2 separate regions of the Homo sapiens genome follow, and region 2 is linked to region 1. Evidence: chromatin loops called from intact Hi-C (ENCODE). Cell type or tissue: HCT116. All regions are shown on one strand. Each heading gives the region's core, and the rest is flanking DNA. Links, peaks and the distances in the headings are about the cores only.

Region 1 (8,330 bases), core at 53-8,052:
AGTGGGAGGACTGCTTGAGCCTGGGAGGTGGAGCACAGAGGTGGAGTGCAGTGAGCCGAGATCGCATCACTGCACTCCAGTCTGGAAGACAGAGTGAGACCCTGTCTCAAAAACAAACAAACAAAACTATGTATTCACAGCATACAGCATGATGTTTTAAATGTATGTATATACTACAAAATGATTAAGTCGAGCTAATTAACAGAATTTTTCATAAAGCCATTGCTGTGATAACTAATAGCTAATATTATAGAATATTTTAAATATTTTATAGAATATGCATTAAAATATTTTAATACTTCAAGTTTATTATAAATTTTAAATAGCAATATCTTAATATTACCATTTTAAGTTATTATATTTGATATGTTAATAGTATTACATACTAATATTTAATAATATTTTAATAGTATTTTTAAATAACATCTTCATTTTACTATTCAGCTCTTTTCGTAACAGCTCCTATTTACTGAGCACTTACTATGTGCTGCCAGGCACTACGGAAAGCGCTTCACCTTCTCATCCCAGGGAGTTCCTGCAGCGACCTTGTAAGGTTGCTGCCCTTATTCCTGCTTTAGAGATGAGGAAACTCGAGTGTCAAGTTACACGCCCAAGCTGCCCTGGGACACTGCTTGTGAACCCAGGAGAGTGATTCCAAGGTTGCAGCCCTTAGAACAATGATGGCTGCCTGGTCCTGTGCCCATCTGTTGGGTGGCCCTGGTCTCTCTGTGGTGCTTCATTACACCATCTCCTCACCCATCAGCACCTTAACTCCAGCTGAGCCCTCAGGTTTCTTCAGATGGACTCGTGCTCCAGCCCCTCAGAGGGCACATCCCTGCTGCCTGCCTTCCCCAAACGTACCCATGATCCTGCGAATGGGGTCATCGGGACTGGCCACGGCCTGGATCTGGCCCTTGAGCACGGTCTCCTTGTCCGTGGTGAAGGGAGAGGACCCACACAGGGAGAGGCAGCTGCTCACCTCCAGGCACACCTTCTCCCCGATGGTAGTGAGGACGTCCTTCAGATGGAAGGAGCTGGGGCAGAGGAGGGGAGAAAGGGCCTATAAGTAAAATACACCTCTAACCAGCTCCAACCGCCCACACCCGGGTGAGAATGACGGCACCAATAACTGGATTTGTGTGTTCAAGGGACAATTTGAGACTCTTTTCCCTGCCACCTTACCTCTCAGGCTGTGCATACCTGACCAGGGGGACTTTCTTTCTCTCCCTCTGCTAGAAAGGACAGTGGGAAGGGCAGGGGCTCAGAGTATACCAGGACCAACGACCCAAAGCACAACTTCCTGCTAGCCTCTGTGTGATAAAATCAGCCTGGAATGACCTCAGAATATCTTGATATACCTCTGGAGGAATACACAAGAAAGCAGGCATTTGGTAGCTGTGGGACAAGAGGGAGAGAGAAACTCTTCATTGGATGCCCTTTTGTACCTTTTGATTTTTGAAACATACACATGTATTAACTAATTTTAAAAGAATAAAGAGGCCGGGCTCAGTGGCTCACGCCTATAATCCCAGAACTTTGGGAGGCCAAGGCAGATGGATCAGGAGTTCTAGGTCAGGAGTTCAAGACCAGCCTGGCCAACATGGTGAAACCCCATCTCTACTAAAAATACAAAAAGATTAGCTGGGCATGGTGATAGGTGCCTGTAATCCCAGCTACTCAGGAGACTGTGGTAGGAGAATCACTTGAATCCAGGAAGTGGACGCCGAGATCACGTCATTGCACTCCAGCCTGGGCAACAAGAGTGAAACTCCATCACAAAAAAATAAAAAAATATATAAAAATTAAAAAATTTTTAAAAAATAAAAGAATAACGAAAAGTGAAATCCTAAAGTTAAAAAAAAAGAGTACCTGGATACCCTGGGTCCCCCAGGCTCTCCCAGGGTGCCTGTGGGGAGCCCCCATGCTGGCAGGCATGCTGTGAGAAGGTAACTGCCTCTGTTGTGGGTCTAGATCCTTTGTATGTAGAATTACTGGGGGGCATGGGAGCAAGCCCTGGCACTCACCATTGGCACCAGCTCTGTGCCCACCCCTGGAGGACCAGGGAGGATATGGGAGTGCAAGGCTGGGCTCCCAAGAAAGCACTGACCTGGATCCCACCCTCAGCGGGAGCTTTGACAGAGTAGTTCTCCAGGCAGGGGACCTAGGTGACAGCCCAGAGCTGTACCTGTGCAAAGGCCTCAGGCTAGGCCCTCAGCTGAGCAAACAAGTTTCCTGGCCTCTCAGCAAACTAGTTTGACTGTCAAAACTGTTGAGGCCCTAGTCACAACTTACGGACACGCCCCACACTGCACTGAACACAGCCATGCTTTGTGAAAATTCAGCAGTAAAATTCCTCCATTTTGTAAGGATGAGAATGTTTAGGGGGTACTTCCCTTGAAGAAGTCTCTGAATTGGACCTTGTTAGATAGAGCATTTACTTAGAACCACTCAAAGATATTCTATAGGCTGGAAACCATAGAAGTCACCCAACATGACTCCATGGTAGGAGCGGTCACTGAAGCCTGCACGCGTGCAGATGCGGACTCGTGCTGGGTAAGAAAATGATGCATTACACTGAGCACAGAACGCCTACAGGGAACAAGCAAGGGCAGAACACTTCAACCACATACATGCAGCTCTGCAGGAATATAGCTGGTTTCTCTCATGACCTTCCTCTAGGGCTCTGCTTTTCACTGTTAGTCGGTTATGAAAGCAATTCAGTGGGTAGCAACCAATTTTTTTTTTTAATGGAATAAGAATAGAGTAGAAACAATCAGGCTGCATTAAACACAGTTAGGGTCAGTTCCAGTTTGAGAAGTTTTCGTTTCTGTTACACGTGTGTTAAGTGTGTACTAGGTCACAATGGAAAATGAATTTCTTACTGCAGGTCCTAGTCACAAACATTTTTGTCCCAATTAATGTCTCTGGGTTCCAGTTTCTTCATAAGCTCCAGTAAGAGTTTAATACATTTGAATGGCTTTGGGAGAGGAATAAAGCACTCAACAAACAAACACAAGAACCTTGGAGGTCAGGAGACAAAGACAACCCCATTAAAGAAGGAAGGGGTCAGACAGCATCCTGCTCCCTGCGTAGGGAGAACAAATGAGTTGATGGCACTCAACACCGAGCCAGGCCCCGGGAGGAGCATGCTAACAGGGAATGGAGGGCCGCGGGACCTCTAAGCCCGGGATCTCCAATTCCTCAAGGCAAGCAACCATTGGTACCAGCGCTCCCCACCCTGCTCATGGCTTACCCCCCAGCCCGAGCCACTTCTTCTCTCGCCTCCTAAATGCTCCCTCACATCTACTATGTGCCCCATGCCAAAATTTAAACTTAAGGGCATAAATCTAATTACGTTCCCCCTCTTGCTTCAAATCCTTCAATGGCTCCCTACTGCTCTTAGGACAATAACCCAACTCCTTGGTGTGGCCTCTAAGGCCCGACAGGCTACTCGGCTAGTCACACACATTTTGAAGCCACTATCCTAGAGCTCTGCTAACCCTGCAGCAGATTCTAACTTTGACCCTATGACCCTAAATAAACTCTGCTGGGGTCTTCGCCAAGTGAACCAACTGAGACAGCAAGGTTTCTTCTCAGTTCCTAGAGAGTGGCCCTGGGCTCTGCCTTACAGTGGGAGACCCCTCTGGGAGACTCCAGTCGGCTCTCTGACATCCACTGCGTCCCATCCACGCATCAAAGTTCCACTTACGGCAGGTGCATATCTGTTAGCAAAATCTTCACAATCATCTTGAGTTTCTCAGCAAAGTCGGCCTGGCTGGAAATTCCTGGCGCTGCCATGCTGAAGGTGACCAGCAACACAGCCCCCAGGATGGTCAGTTGTTCCAGCTGCAACTGGAGCTCGTGGAAGCGAGACTGGTCCATTAAAACTGTCTGTAATGAATAGAAGAGGCCATCGCTGAGCTGCAGGTCCAGGTTGGCCAGCAGAGGGCGGGAGCGCCACAGCCCCCACACCTGCCTCTGCAGCTTCCCTCAGGGTTTGCGCTAGTGTGTCAGAGCTTTGAGGGAGTCTGGTGTGAAATAACCCCTCTATCTCAGAGCCGTTCCTCCTGAGCAAGGATGCAGTATAGCGCCCTCACTAAGAACACAGACAGGCCTGGGTGTAAAGCCAGGCTCCGTGCTTAATACCATGACCTCCCCGGCTGGCCGCGGTGGCTCACGCCTGTAATCCCAGCGCTTTGGGAGGCCGAGGTGGGCAGATCACCTGAGGTCAGGAGTTCAAGACCAGCCTGACCAACATGGTAAAACCCCATCTCTACTAAAAATACAAAACTAGCCGGGTGTGGTGGTGCATGCCTATAATACCAGCTACTCGGGAGGATGAGGCAGGAGAATCTCTTGAACCCAGGAAGCAGAGGTTGCAGTGAGCTGAGATTGCACCTTGGTACTTCAGCCTGGGCAACAAGAGTGAAACTCCTTCTCAAAAAAAAAAATAGCATGACCTCATGCATGCATCCCCAACTTTGTCGGGCCTCTGCAGAATGGGGACTCCCACATCACAGGGCTGTTTTAAAGCTGAAGAAAGATGCTACATATAAAGTGGCTGGCAGAGCCAGCACTCGATAAATAAAAGTTATACTTATTGTTAGGAAGAAAAGTATAATGAGGCACAGACCTAGGGTCACCAACTCCTCCCAGTTTGTCTGGGACTGTCCCAGTTTTCAAATGGAAATTCCCAAGTCCTGTGAACCCTCACTCAGTCCCTAGCAAACTAGGACAGCCAGTCACCCTGTACAGAGCAATGGAAGGCCAGGTGCGATGGTGGGTGCCTGCAGTCCCAGCTACTGGGAGGCTCAGGCAGGAAGATCACTGAGGCCGGAATTTCGAGGCTGCAGTGCACTACGATTATGCCTGTGAATAGCCACTACACTGCAGCTTGGACAACATAGTGAGACTCCATCTTAAAACAACAACAACAAAAATCCCAGAGCAATGGAAGGGAGGACTGCCTTGCAGGCAGAGCCTACACTTATTCATCTTGGTATCCGCTCAGCACCCAGCACAAAGGAAGCTTGTAAGAACTGGCGAGTAAATAAAGAGGAAGAGAAAGAAACAGGAAGCACAGAGAGTAGAAGTGACAGAGAACAATCTAAAGCCTCCCGGAAAGCAAGCACATTCCCATGACTGCCTCCCCCATGTTAAAGACAGTCCTGGGTCCTACCATGCCAGCGCCCCCACCCGTGTGGCTGAGGGAAGGAGAAGGGAAAGGCTGCACAGATGGGAATCTGATCTGAGAGTTTACAGGCTCATCGAATGGACTCTAAGGACCTTTCTTGCTGTCAGAAACTGAGATTTGCCAAGTCAAGACATGAACAATGTGGGTCACAGCCAAGAAGTAAAAACCCTGAGGATTGAGAATCCTCTGCTGATACAAATACAATCCCAAGGACTCATCGTCGGCCTGTTTTCTGACTTCACATGGCTTTGTGGCTTCCCAACAGCAGGACGTGAGTTTAGGATGCAGATTGCCAAGGATCAATTCCTGGAGTAGACAGCTGTCCCCAGGGACCATCACCATCTTCCCCACAGCGTTTCTTTTCTTTTCTTTTCTATTTATTTTTTTTACGAGAGGGTTTATTCATAAGACTGCCAAGTGAGGAGGCTGGAGAACAGGTCTCACATCCCCCTCTCCATAGAGAGGGCTTAGGGATATTTATGGGATGAAGAAGCAGGGGTATCTAAGGCCTGGGGAAGATGATCAGCGGTGGGGAAAAGGGAGGTATTGGATGGTCTCCCACAGCTATTTTTAAATAGACATGTCAGGCTGAGAACTTCCCTCCAGAAGAGAACATGCCACAGTTCAAAGGGAACATTTTCCCATCTCCAATTTGACATTCTCTTTAGAGCTTCCTCCAGCACAAAACGGGGAACTCAGAGGCAAGAGGTGAAACCTTAAGCTCACAACTTCTTGAAAGGAAAAATAAGGAACTTATAAGAAAGATATTTAGAGAAGTATCTGGATCTGAGGCTAGTGATAAGAAGCTCACGTACCCCCCAAAAAGAGAGGGGGAGTCTACATAACAAAACAGCTATTTAGAGAAACACTGGGGGAATCCCTTCTTAGTCATCTTCTTAAAGAGGTCTTGCAGTTAGAAGTATGTATTGTGAAAAACATAAAAAGAAAAAAATATTGTTCAGCATGGAAGGGGAAGAAGTTTCTTTAGATAAAGCTGTGAACAACCACACCTCTGTTGTGGTTTCCATCAAGATGAGTAAAAACAGGAGAAAAATTCAGCAGCACAGACTGGAGCCTCATACATTGCTGGTGGGATGGTAAAATGATGCAGCTGCTTTGGAAATCAGTTTGGCAGTTCCTCAAAATGTTAAACTTAAGAGTCACCATGTAACCCAGCAATTCTAATCCTAGGTACGTAACCAAGAGAGGTAAAAACATATGTCCATGCAAAAACTTGTACTGGAATATTCACAGAAGCATAATTTATAATAACAACCCAAATGTTTGTCAACTGATGAATGAATAAACAAAATGTGGTACATCCATACAGTAAAATATATTATTCAGCCTAAAAAAGAAAGGAGGGCTGGGCATGGTAGCTCATGCCTGTAATCCCAACACTGGGAGGCCAAGGAGGGAGGACCACTTGAGGCCAGGAGTTTAAGATCAGCCTGAGTAACATAGCGAGACCCCTGTCTCCACAAAAAACACACTTAAAAATTAGCTGGGGGTGGTGGTACACTCTTGTAGTCCTAGCTACCCAGGAGGCTGAGGCAGGAGGATCACTTGGGCCCTGAAGTTCAAAGTTACAGTGAGCTGTCGTACCACCTAGCCTGAGCAATTCAATGAGACCCTGTCTCTAAAATTTAAAAAAATTTTAAAAAACCCAGAAAGGGAACACTGACACATACTACAACATAAATGAACCTTGAAGACATTATGCTAAGTAAAATAAGCCAGACCCAAAAGGACAAAGATTGTATAATTCCACTCATATTAAGTACCCGGATTAGTCCAATTCACAGAGACTCAAAGTAGAATGGTGGCTGCCAGGGGCCAGAGGGCGGGGGCAATGGGAATTACTGTTTGGTGTGTTTGGTGGGAAGACAGTTTCACAGAAGGAAAAATGAAAATGTTTTGGAGGTGGCTGGTGGCAATGGTTGCACAACAATGTGGATGCACTTAATGCCACTGAACTGGACAACTAGAAATGGTTAAAATGGTAAATTTTATGTTATGTGTATTTTACCACAACAACAAAAAAAACACAGTGGAAAAGAGGACTAAACTACTGCTATATGTGCTACAACGTGAAAAAACATTGGTGAAAGAAGCCAGGCACAAAAGGCTGGTAGTGTATGATTTCATTTAAATAAAATGTCCAGGATAGGCAAATCCATAGAGACAGAAAGCAGATCTGTGGCTTCAGGCGTTGGAGGGAGGGGGGGAGGGCAGTGACCGCTGATGGATGCAGCGTTTCTATTGGAGGTGATGAAAATGTTCTCAATTAAACAGTGGCAATGGATGCGTAACTCTGTGACTATACTAGAAAACACTGAGTTGTACACTTTAAAAGGGAGAATCTTCTGGTACATGAATTATATCAGAATAAAGCTATTCTTTTTATTTTTTATTTTATTTATTTACTTATTTATTTTTATTTTTTGAGACAGAGTCTCGCTCTGTCGCCCAGGCTGGAGTGCAGTGGTGCAATCTTGGCTCACTGCAAGCTCCGCCTCCCAGGTTCAAGCAATTCTCTGCCTCAGCCTCCCAAGTAGCTGGGGCTACAGGCCCCTGCTACCACGCCCAGCTAATTTTTTGTATTTTTAGTACAGAGGGTGTTTTGCCATGTTGCCCAGGCAAGTCTTGAACTCCTGACCTCAAGCAATCTGCCTGCCTCTGCCTCCCAAAGTGCTGGGATTACAGGAGTGAGCCACCGTGCCTGGCCAAAGCTATTCTTTTTAAAAAGTTCAGCAGCACAAAAACAAATATGAGTAGTGAGATGGCTCAGGAGACCTACTTCGGGGAACGGCCTCTGGAGGTGGTCCCACTTCAGAAGCTTCAGGTAAGCGTAATTCTGGACAGCAACAGGGCTCAGCCTGGGCATGTCCCCAGAGCCAGCAGCCATTCCCCCCACTGGCAGGGCGTGTTTATACTTCTGAGTCATAAGGTCCTCTGAGGCTTCTTCCAGCCACTGGGTGACAAAGTCCAGGGAATCTGTGAAAAACAAAGCTGCACACATTACCTTGACACCAAGAAGGGATGCTTCTCGGAATTACTTAAGGGACAATCGATGTCCTGGTGGAGTGATAAAGTATAAAGTATGAACTTTGGAATCAAATAAAACTTGGATCAA
Region 2 (8,330 bases), core at 16-8,015, 320 kb after region 1:
TGTGGTGATGCATGCCTGTAGTCCCAGCTACTTGGAAGGCTGAGGTAGGAGGATCACTTGCCAGAAGGTCAAGGCTGCAGTGAGCTGTGTTTGTGTCACTGCACTGCAGCCTGGGTGACACGGCAAGAGCTTGTCTCAAAAAGAAAAAAAAAAAAAAAAGCAGAAAAGAAAAACTAAATGCAAAGAAAAACACTCTACAAATACTAGAAAACATAAGAAACAATTCTTATATTCTTGGGCATAGAGATTATCCTTCATAAAGGAAAAGATGGCTGGATATGATGACTAGATTCTTAGCTCTTACGGGATAATAGCCATCATAAAGTTAAAAAAAAGTGACTGGCCAGGCACAGTGGCTCATACCTGTAATTCCAGTGCTTTGGGAGGCTGAGGTGGGAGGATCAATCACTTGAGGCCAGGAGTTGGAGGCCAGCCTGGGCAATATAATGAGACCCTTTATCTACAAGAAAAATTTTTAATTAGTTGGACATGATGGCATGTGCCCATAGTCCTAGCTACCTGGGCAGGAGGCTGAGGCAGGAGGATCACTTAATCCCAGCAGTTCGGGGTTACAGTGAGCTGTGATTGTACCACTGCAGTCCAGCATGGATGACAAGCAAGACTTTGTCTCTTAAAAAAAAAGTGATGCAGAGAAAATATTTGCAACATGCAAAACAATAAAAAAATCAATATCTTATTTACAAAATATTCCAAATCAAAACAACCCAACAGAAAAATGAACAGGATGAAGAAATACAAGTAATCATAAAATGTACAAAAATATGCTTAACTTTACTACTAATAAAATAAATGCAGATTAAAACAAAAATGAGATAATCAGTTTTTGATTCCCAGATTGGAAACATACTTAGATTGATGATTTCCAGCATTGGCTGGAGTTTTCAGGAATGAGTACGACTGTATTTTTTCCTTTTTGATGTAAATTAATATAGATAATGGATAGAAATTCAGTTTTATCTGTTTAAACTGGAATTTAAAATTTCACGATCATTAAGTCTGAACAGTTTATATTTTTATCTAGGATAATTTTTTGTTTGAGCTTACTTGGGCAAATATTTTGCTACAGTGATATTTACTATACTGTTGTAATGGGAAAAATTATAAACAGTCTAAATATCTGTGAACAGGCAGTAAATAAATGATGCTGTTATATTTGTGGCTCCCAATGAACCATATTTCATGTCCTTGAGTAGAGCACTCCCACATTAACTTAGCCCAGGTCATGTGACTTTCTTGGCCAACGAAATATTAGCAAGCATGTTACTAAGCAGAGGCTTGGTAAGTACTCTCACACTGGGGCTTTTTCTCTTAGAACAGATCCTCTTGGAAGCCAGAGCTATGTCATAAAGTTCAAAATAGATTATTTAATTATGAGAAGCTACATGGGGAAAGACACTGGAGTGTGAGCGGAAGTCACTGTCATTTCAGCCCTAGCCAAGCTACCATATAAATGCTTCTGCATGAATGACCTTATCCATAGCATGTGAAGCAGACCTGTCTTGCTAAGCCGGATCATTGTACAGAATTGTGAGACCTAATAAAATATTGTTTTAAATTACTAAGTTTTGAGGGTGGGGGCAAGATGGCCAAATAGAAGATTCTACCAATTGTCCTTCCTGCAGGAACACCAAATTTGACAACTACACAAAAAAGCACCTTCATACAGACCAAAAATGAAGTGATCACAGTACCTGGTTTTAACTTCATATTGCTGAAAGAGGCACTGAAGGGAGTTGGAAAGACAGTCTTGAATCTCCAACTCCACCCCTCCCCCAGCCCCTGCAGTGGCCACATGATGTGGAAAAACAATCTGTGCGGTTCAAGGAGAGTGCAGCAATTGTGGGAACTCAGTGCTGCCAACACCAGGCGGAACCCAGCCGGTGTCTATGGCGGGTGCATTCAGGCTAGCCCTAGCCAGAGGCGAATGACCCATCCCAGTGGTTTGAACTTGAGTTTCAGCAAGCCTTGCCGCTGGGGGGTTTCCAAATAACACCAATCTAGGCCACAAGGACTACACTTCCTAGGCAAGTCCTAGTGCTGTACTGGTCTCAGAGCCAGTGGACTTGGACTGGTCTCGGAGCCATTGGAGAGAGCATGCGACCCAGTGACACACCAGTCGGGGTGGCAAAGGGAGTGCTTATGCCACCCCTCTTCAACCCCAGGCAGTGCAGTGTACAGCTCCCAAAGAGACTCCTTCCTGCTTGAAGAGAGGAGAGGGAAGAGGTAAGAGGATTTTGTTTTGCAACTTGGATACCAGCTTTGCCACAGTAGGATAGGGCACTGGGCAGAGTTATCAGGCTCCCATTCCAGGCCCTAACTCCCAGACAACATTTCTAGACACATCCTGGATTAGACAGGAAACCTGCTGCCTTGAAGGGAAGGATTCAGTTCTGGCAGGATTCACTACCTGCTAACTTAAGAGCGCTTGGGCCTTGAATAATCGGCAGCAATAACCAGGTAGTACATGCTGTGGGCCTTGGGTGAGACTCAGACATGCTGGCTTCAGGTGTGATCCAGCATATTCACAGCTATGGTGGCTATGAGGAGAGACCCCTTCCACTTGAGAAAAGGAGGGGGAAGAATAAAGGGAACTTTTCTTGCAGCTTAGGTACCAGCTTGGCTACAGTGGGGAAGAGCACCAAGTGGGCTCTAGGGGTTCCCAATTCCAGGCATTGGCTCATGGACAGCATCTCTGGACCTACCCTGGGCCAGAGGGGAGCCCACTGTCCTGAAGGGTGTGTCCTGGCCTGGACTTGGGCCTTAAGTGAACATCAGTGGTACCCTGTCAATACTCCCTGTTGGCTGTGGTGGTGGTGGCCATGGGGAGAGATTCCTCTGCTTTGGGAAAGTTGAGGGAAGAACGGGAAGAACCTTGTCTTGTGGTTTTGGTGCCAGCTTAGCCACAGTGGAATAGAGCACCAGGTGGATTTCTTAGGTTTTTGACTCTGGGCCCTGGCTCCTGGATGGCATGGACCTGCCTAGAGCTCAGGGACAGTCACTTCCCTGAAAAGAAGGATACAAGACTGCCTGGCTTTGCCACCTGGTGATTGTAGATCGCTAAGGCCTTGAGTGCACACTGGTGGTAGTCAGGTAGTGGCTATAGCAGGCCTTGGGTAAGACCCAGTGCTGTACTGGGTTCAGGTCTGACCCAGTGCAGTCCCAGTGGTGGTCGTCACAGGGGTGCTTGTGTCACCTGTCCCCCAACTCCAGGAAGCTCAGCACAGAGAGATAATCCATTTATTTGGTAGAAAGTGAGAGTAGAGGCCAGGAGCGTTGGCTCACGCCTGTAATCCCAGCATTTTGGGAGGCTGAGGCAGGCGGATCACGAGGTCAGGAGTTTGAGACCAGGCTGGCCAACACAGTGAAACCCCGTCTCTACTAAAAATACAAAAAATTAGCCGGGCGTAGTGGTCGGTGCCTGTAATCCCAGCTACTTGGGAGGCTGAGGCAGGAGAATGGCTTGAACCCGGGAGGTGGAGGTTGTGGTGAGCCAAGATTGTGCCATTGCACTCCAGCCTGGGCGACAGAGCAAGACTCCGTCTCAAAAAAAAAAAGAAAAAAAAAAAAGTAAGAGGAGAGAATGAGTCCCTGCTTGGTAATTCAGATAATTCTTCTGGATCTTATCCAAGACCACCAAGGCAATACTTCTGAGTCTACAAGAACTACATCGTTATTGGGCTTGTGGTGCCCCCTAGTGCAGATGCGGCTGCAGTGACAAAAAACTTAGATCACAACACTCAGGTCCCTTCAAATACCTGGAAAGCCTTCCCAAGAAGGATGGGTACAAAAAGGCCAGACTGTGAAGACTACAAAAAATACCCCACTCTTCAATGCCCAGACACTGACGAACACTCACAAGCATCAAGACCATCCAGAAAAACATACCTCACCAAACAAACTAATAAGGCAACAGGGACCAGTCCCAGAGAAAGAGAGACATGTGAACTTTCAGAGAAGTCAAAATAGCTGTTTTGAGGAAGCTCAAAGAAATTCAGGATAACACAGAAGAATTTAGAATTCTGCCAAATAAATTTAATAAAGAGATTGAAATAATTAAAAAAGAGTCAAGCAGAAATTCTGGAATTGAAAAATGCAATTGACATACTGAAGAATGCATCAGAGTCTCATAATAGCAGAATTGATCAAGCAGAAGAAAGAATTAGTGAGCTTGAAGACAGGCTGTTTGAAAATATACAGTCAGAGAAAAAAGAAACACACATACAAAATCGAGAAAATAGCCTCAAAAGGGCAAATCTAAGTGTTTTTGGCCTTAAAGAGGACGTAGAGAGAGAGAGGAGTAGAAAGTTTATTCAATGGGATAATAACAGAGAACTTCCCAAATCTTTAGAAAAATATCAATATTCAAATACAAGAAGGTTATAGAAAACCATGCAGATGTAACCCAAAGAAGACTACCTTGAGGCATTTAATAATCACACTCCCAAAGGTCAAGGATAAAGAAAGATTCCTAAAAGCATCAAGATAAAAGAAACAAATAACATACATGGAGCTCCAATACATCTGGCAGCAGACTTTTCAGTGGAAACCTTACAGGCCAGGACATATTTATGGTGCTGAAGGAAAAAAGGTTTTACCCTAGAATAGTATGTACAGTGAAAATATCCTTCAAACATGAAGGAGAAATAAAGACTTACCCAGATAAATAAAAGCTGAGGGATTTCATTAACACCAGACCTGTCCTACAAGAAATGCTAAAGAGAAGTCTTCAGTCCAAAAGAAAAGGATGTTAATCAGTGATAAGAAATCATCTGAAGGTAAAACTCACTGGTAATAGTAGGTACACAGAAAAACACAGAATATTATAACACTGTAAGTGTGATGTGTAAACTACTTATATCTTAAGTAGAAAGATGAAAAGATGAACCAATTAAAAATAATAACTACAACAGCTTTTCAAGACATAGACAGTATAATAAGATATGAATGGAAACAACAAAAATGTAAAAAGTGAGGAGACAAAGTTAAATTATTGAGTTTTTATAAGTTTTCTTTTGCTTGTTTGGTAATTAGCTTGTTTGTTTATGCAATCAGTATTAATTTGTTATCACTTTAAAATAATGGGTTAAAGATAGTATTTGCAAGCCTAATGGTAACCTCAAATTGAAAACCATACAAGAGATGCACAAAAATAAAAAGCAAGGAATTAAAAAATACCACCAGAGAAAAATCACCTTCATTGAAAGAAAGACAGGAAGGAAGAAAAAAGGAAAACCACAAAACAACCAGAAAAAAAAAATAACAAAATGATGAGAGATAGTCCTCACTTATCAATAATAACATTGAATGTAAATGGACTAAATTCTCCAATAAGAACATGTAGGATGGGTCGCTTCCAAGATGGCTGAATAGGAACAGCTTCGGTCTACAGCTCCCAGGGAGACTGATGCAGAAGATGGGTGATTTCTGCATTTCCAACTGAGATACCTGGTTTATCTCGTTGGGACTGGTTGGACAGTGGGTGCAGCCCGTGGAGGGCGAGCTGAAGCAGAGCGGGGTGTCGCCTCACCCAGGAAGCGCAAGAGGTCAGGGGATTTTCCTTTCCTAGCCAAGGGAAGATGTGACTGTACCTGGAGGAACAGTACACTCCTGTGCAAATACTGCACTTTACCATGGTCTTCGCAACTGGCTGACCAGGAGATTCCCTCCTGTGCCTGTCTCGGCAGGTCCAACGCCCATGGAGCCTTGCTTGCTTGCTAGTGCAGCAGTCTGAGATTGACCTGGGATGCTGAAATTTGGCAGGGGGAGGGGCATCTGCCATTGCTGAGGCTTGAGTAGGTGGTTCTGTGCTCACCGTTTAAACAAAGCAGCAAGGAAGCTTGAACTGGGTAGAGCCAACTGCAGCTCAGCAAGGCCTACTGCCTCTCTAGATTCCACCTCTGGTGGCAGGGCATATCTGAACAAAAGGCAGCAGATAGCTTCTCCAGACTTAAACATCCCTGCCTGACAGCTCTGAAGACATCATTGGTTCCGCCAGCATGGTGTTCAAGCTCTGATGACAGACAGACTGCCTCAAATGGGTCCCTGACCCCCTTTAGCCTGACTGGGAGATCTCCCAGTAGGGACCAACAGACACCTCATATAGGCAGGTGCCCCTCCCTCTGGGACGAAGCTTCCAGAGGAAGGATCAGAGAGCAATATTTGCTGTTCTGCAGCCTCCACTGGTGATACCCAGGCAAACAGGGTCTGGAGTGGACCTCCAGCAAACTCCAACAGACCTGCAGCTGAGGAGACAGTCTGTTAGAAGGAAAACTAACAAACAGAAAGGAATAGCATCAACATCAACAAAAAGGACGTTCACACCAAAACACCATCCGTAGGTCACCAACATCAAAGACCAAAGGTAGATAAAACCACAAAGATGGGGAGAAACCAGAGCAGAAAGGCTGAGAATTCCAAAAACCAGAATGCCTCTTCTCCTCCAAAGGAACACAACTCCTCGCCAGCAAGGGAAAAAAACTGGACAGAGAATGAGTTTGACAAGTCGACAGAAGTAGGCTTCAGAAGGCCAGTAATAACAAACTTCTCCGAGCTAAAGGAGCATGTTCTGACCCATTGCAAGGAAGCAAAAAACCTTGAAAAGTTAGACAAATGGCTAACTAGAATAACCAGTGTAGAGAAGAGCTTAAGTGACCTGATGGAGCTGAAAACTACAGTACGAGAACTTCGTGAAGCATACACAAGCTTGAGTAGCCAATACGATCAAGCTGAAGAAAGGATATCAGTGATTGAAGATCAAATTAATGAAATAAAGTGAGAAAACAAGATTAGAGAAAAAAGAATGAAAAGAAACGAACAAAGCCTCCAAGAAATATGAGACTATGTGAAAAGACCAAATCTACGTTTGATTGGTGTACCTGAAAGTGACAGGAAGAATGGAAACAAGTTAGAAAACACTCTTCAGGATATTATCCTGGAGAACTTCCCCAACCTAGCAAGGCAGGCCAACATTCAAATTCAAAAAATACAGAGAACACCACAAAGATACTCCTTGAGAAGAGCATCCCCAAGACACATAACTGTCAAATTCACCAAGGTTGAAATGAAGGAAAAAATGTTAAGGGCAGCCAGAAAGAAAGGTTGGGTTACCCACAAAGGGAAGCCCATCAGACTAACAGCAGATCTCTCAGCAGAAACTCTACAAGCCAGAAGAGAGTGGGGGCAAATATTCAACATTCTTAAAGAAAAGAATTTTCAACCCAGAATTTCATATCCAGCCAAACTGAGCTTCATAAGTGAAGGAGAAATAAAATCCTTTACAAACAAGCAAATGCTGAGAGATTTTGTCACCACCAGGCCTGCCTTACAAGAGCTCCTGAAGGAAGCACTAAACATAGAAAGGAACAAACGGTACTAGTCCCTGCAAAAACATGCCAAATTGTAAAGACCATCAATGCTATGAAGAAACTACATCAATTAATGGGCAAAATAACCAGCTAGCATTATAATGACAGAATCAAATTCACACATAACTGCATTAACCTTAAATGTAAATGGGCTAAATGCCCAAACTAAAAGACACAGACTGGCAAACTGGATAAAGAGTCAAGACCCATCAGTGTGTTGTATTCAAGAGACCCACCTCACGTGCAGAGACACACATAGGCTCAAAATAAAGGGATGGAGGAGGATATACCAAGCAAATGGAAAGCAAAAAAAAAAAAAAAACCAAAACAAACAAACAAACAAAAAAACAAAAACCAGGGGTTGCAATCCTGGACTTTAAACAAACAAAGATCAGAAGAGACAAAGAAGGCCATTACATAATGGTAAAGGGATCAATTCAACAAGAAGAGCTAACTATCCTAAATATATATGCACCCAATACAGGAGCACCCAGATTCATAAACCAAGTTCTTAGAGACCTACAAAGAGACTTAGACTCCCACACAATAATAGTGGGAGACTTTAACACCCCAATGTCAATATTAGATCAACGAGGCAAAAAATTAACAAGGATATCCAGGACTTGAACACAGCTCTGCACCAAGCAGACCTAATAGATATCTACAGAACTCTCCGCCCCAAATCAACAGAATATACATTCTTCTTGGCACCACATCGCACTTATTCTAAAATTGACCACATAATTGGAAGTAAAACACCCTCAGCAAATGTAAAAGAACAGAAATCACAACAAACTGTCTCTCAGACCACAGGGCAATCAAATTAGAACTCAGGATTAAGAAACTCACTCAAAACTGCTCAACTACATGGAAACTGAACAACCTGCTCCTGAATGACTACTGGGTCCATAACGAAATGAAGGCAGAAATAAAGATGTTCTTTGA

The links. Peaks named below come from ENCODE experiments on the same cell type or tissue, not always from the same donor. Only the 100,000 strongest peaks of a DNase experiment are listed, where the experiment ranks them.
Region 2: it touches region 1 in a loop (5-fold over the local background); 3 of 110 quality-filtered maps call a loop at or near these places.

What each region holds. Positions count from the first base shown.
Region 1 is chr11:33,061,391-33,069,720 of GRCh38, reverse strand. It overlaps TCP11L1 (t-complex 11 like 1), which reads right to left. Exons shown (of 10, transcript NM_018393.4): 7 at 7,995-8,191; 8 at 3,710-3,891; 9 at 862-1,034. Among named protein-coding and RNA genes, the nearest start is that of LINC00294, 11 kb to the left of the region's middle. RefSeq lists enhancers at 969-1,470, 8,026-8,075, 7,700-8,330. In HCT116, for the core only: a CTCF peak has its summit at 3,930 (motif pointing right); a DNase peak (open chromatin) is centred at 3,990; H3K4me3 peaks cover 315 bases; H3K27ac peaks cover 1,153 bases.
Region 2 is chr11:32,745,123-32,753,452 of GRCh38, reverse strand. All of the region lies in intron 2 of CCDC73 (coiled-coil domain containing 73), which reads left to right. Among named protein-coding and RNA genes, the nearest start is that of CCDC73, 45 kb to the left of the region's middle. In HCT116, for the core only: CTCF peaks have their summits at 1,705, 1,907 and 3,712 (motif pointing left); a DNase peak (open chromatin) is centred at 3,732.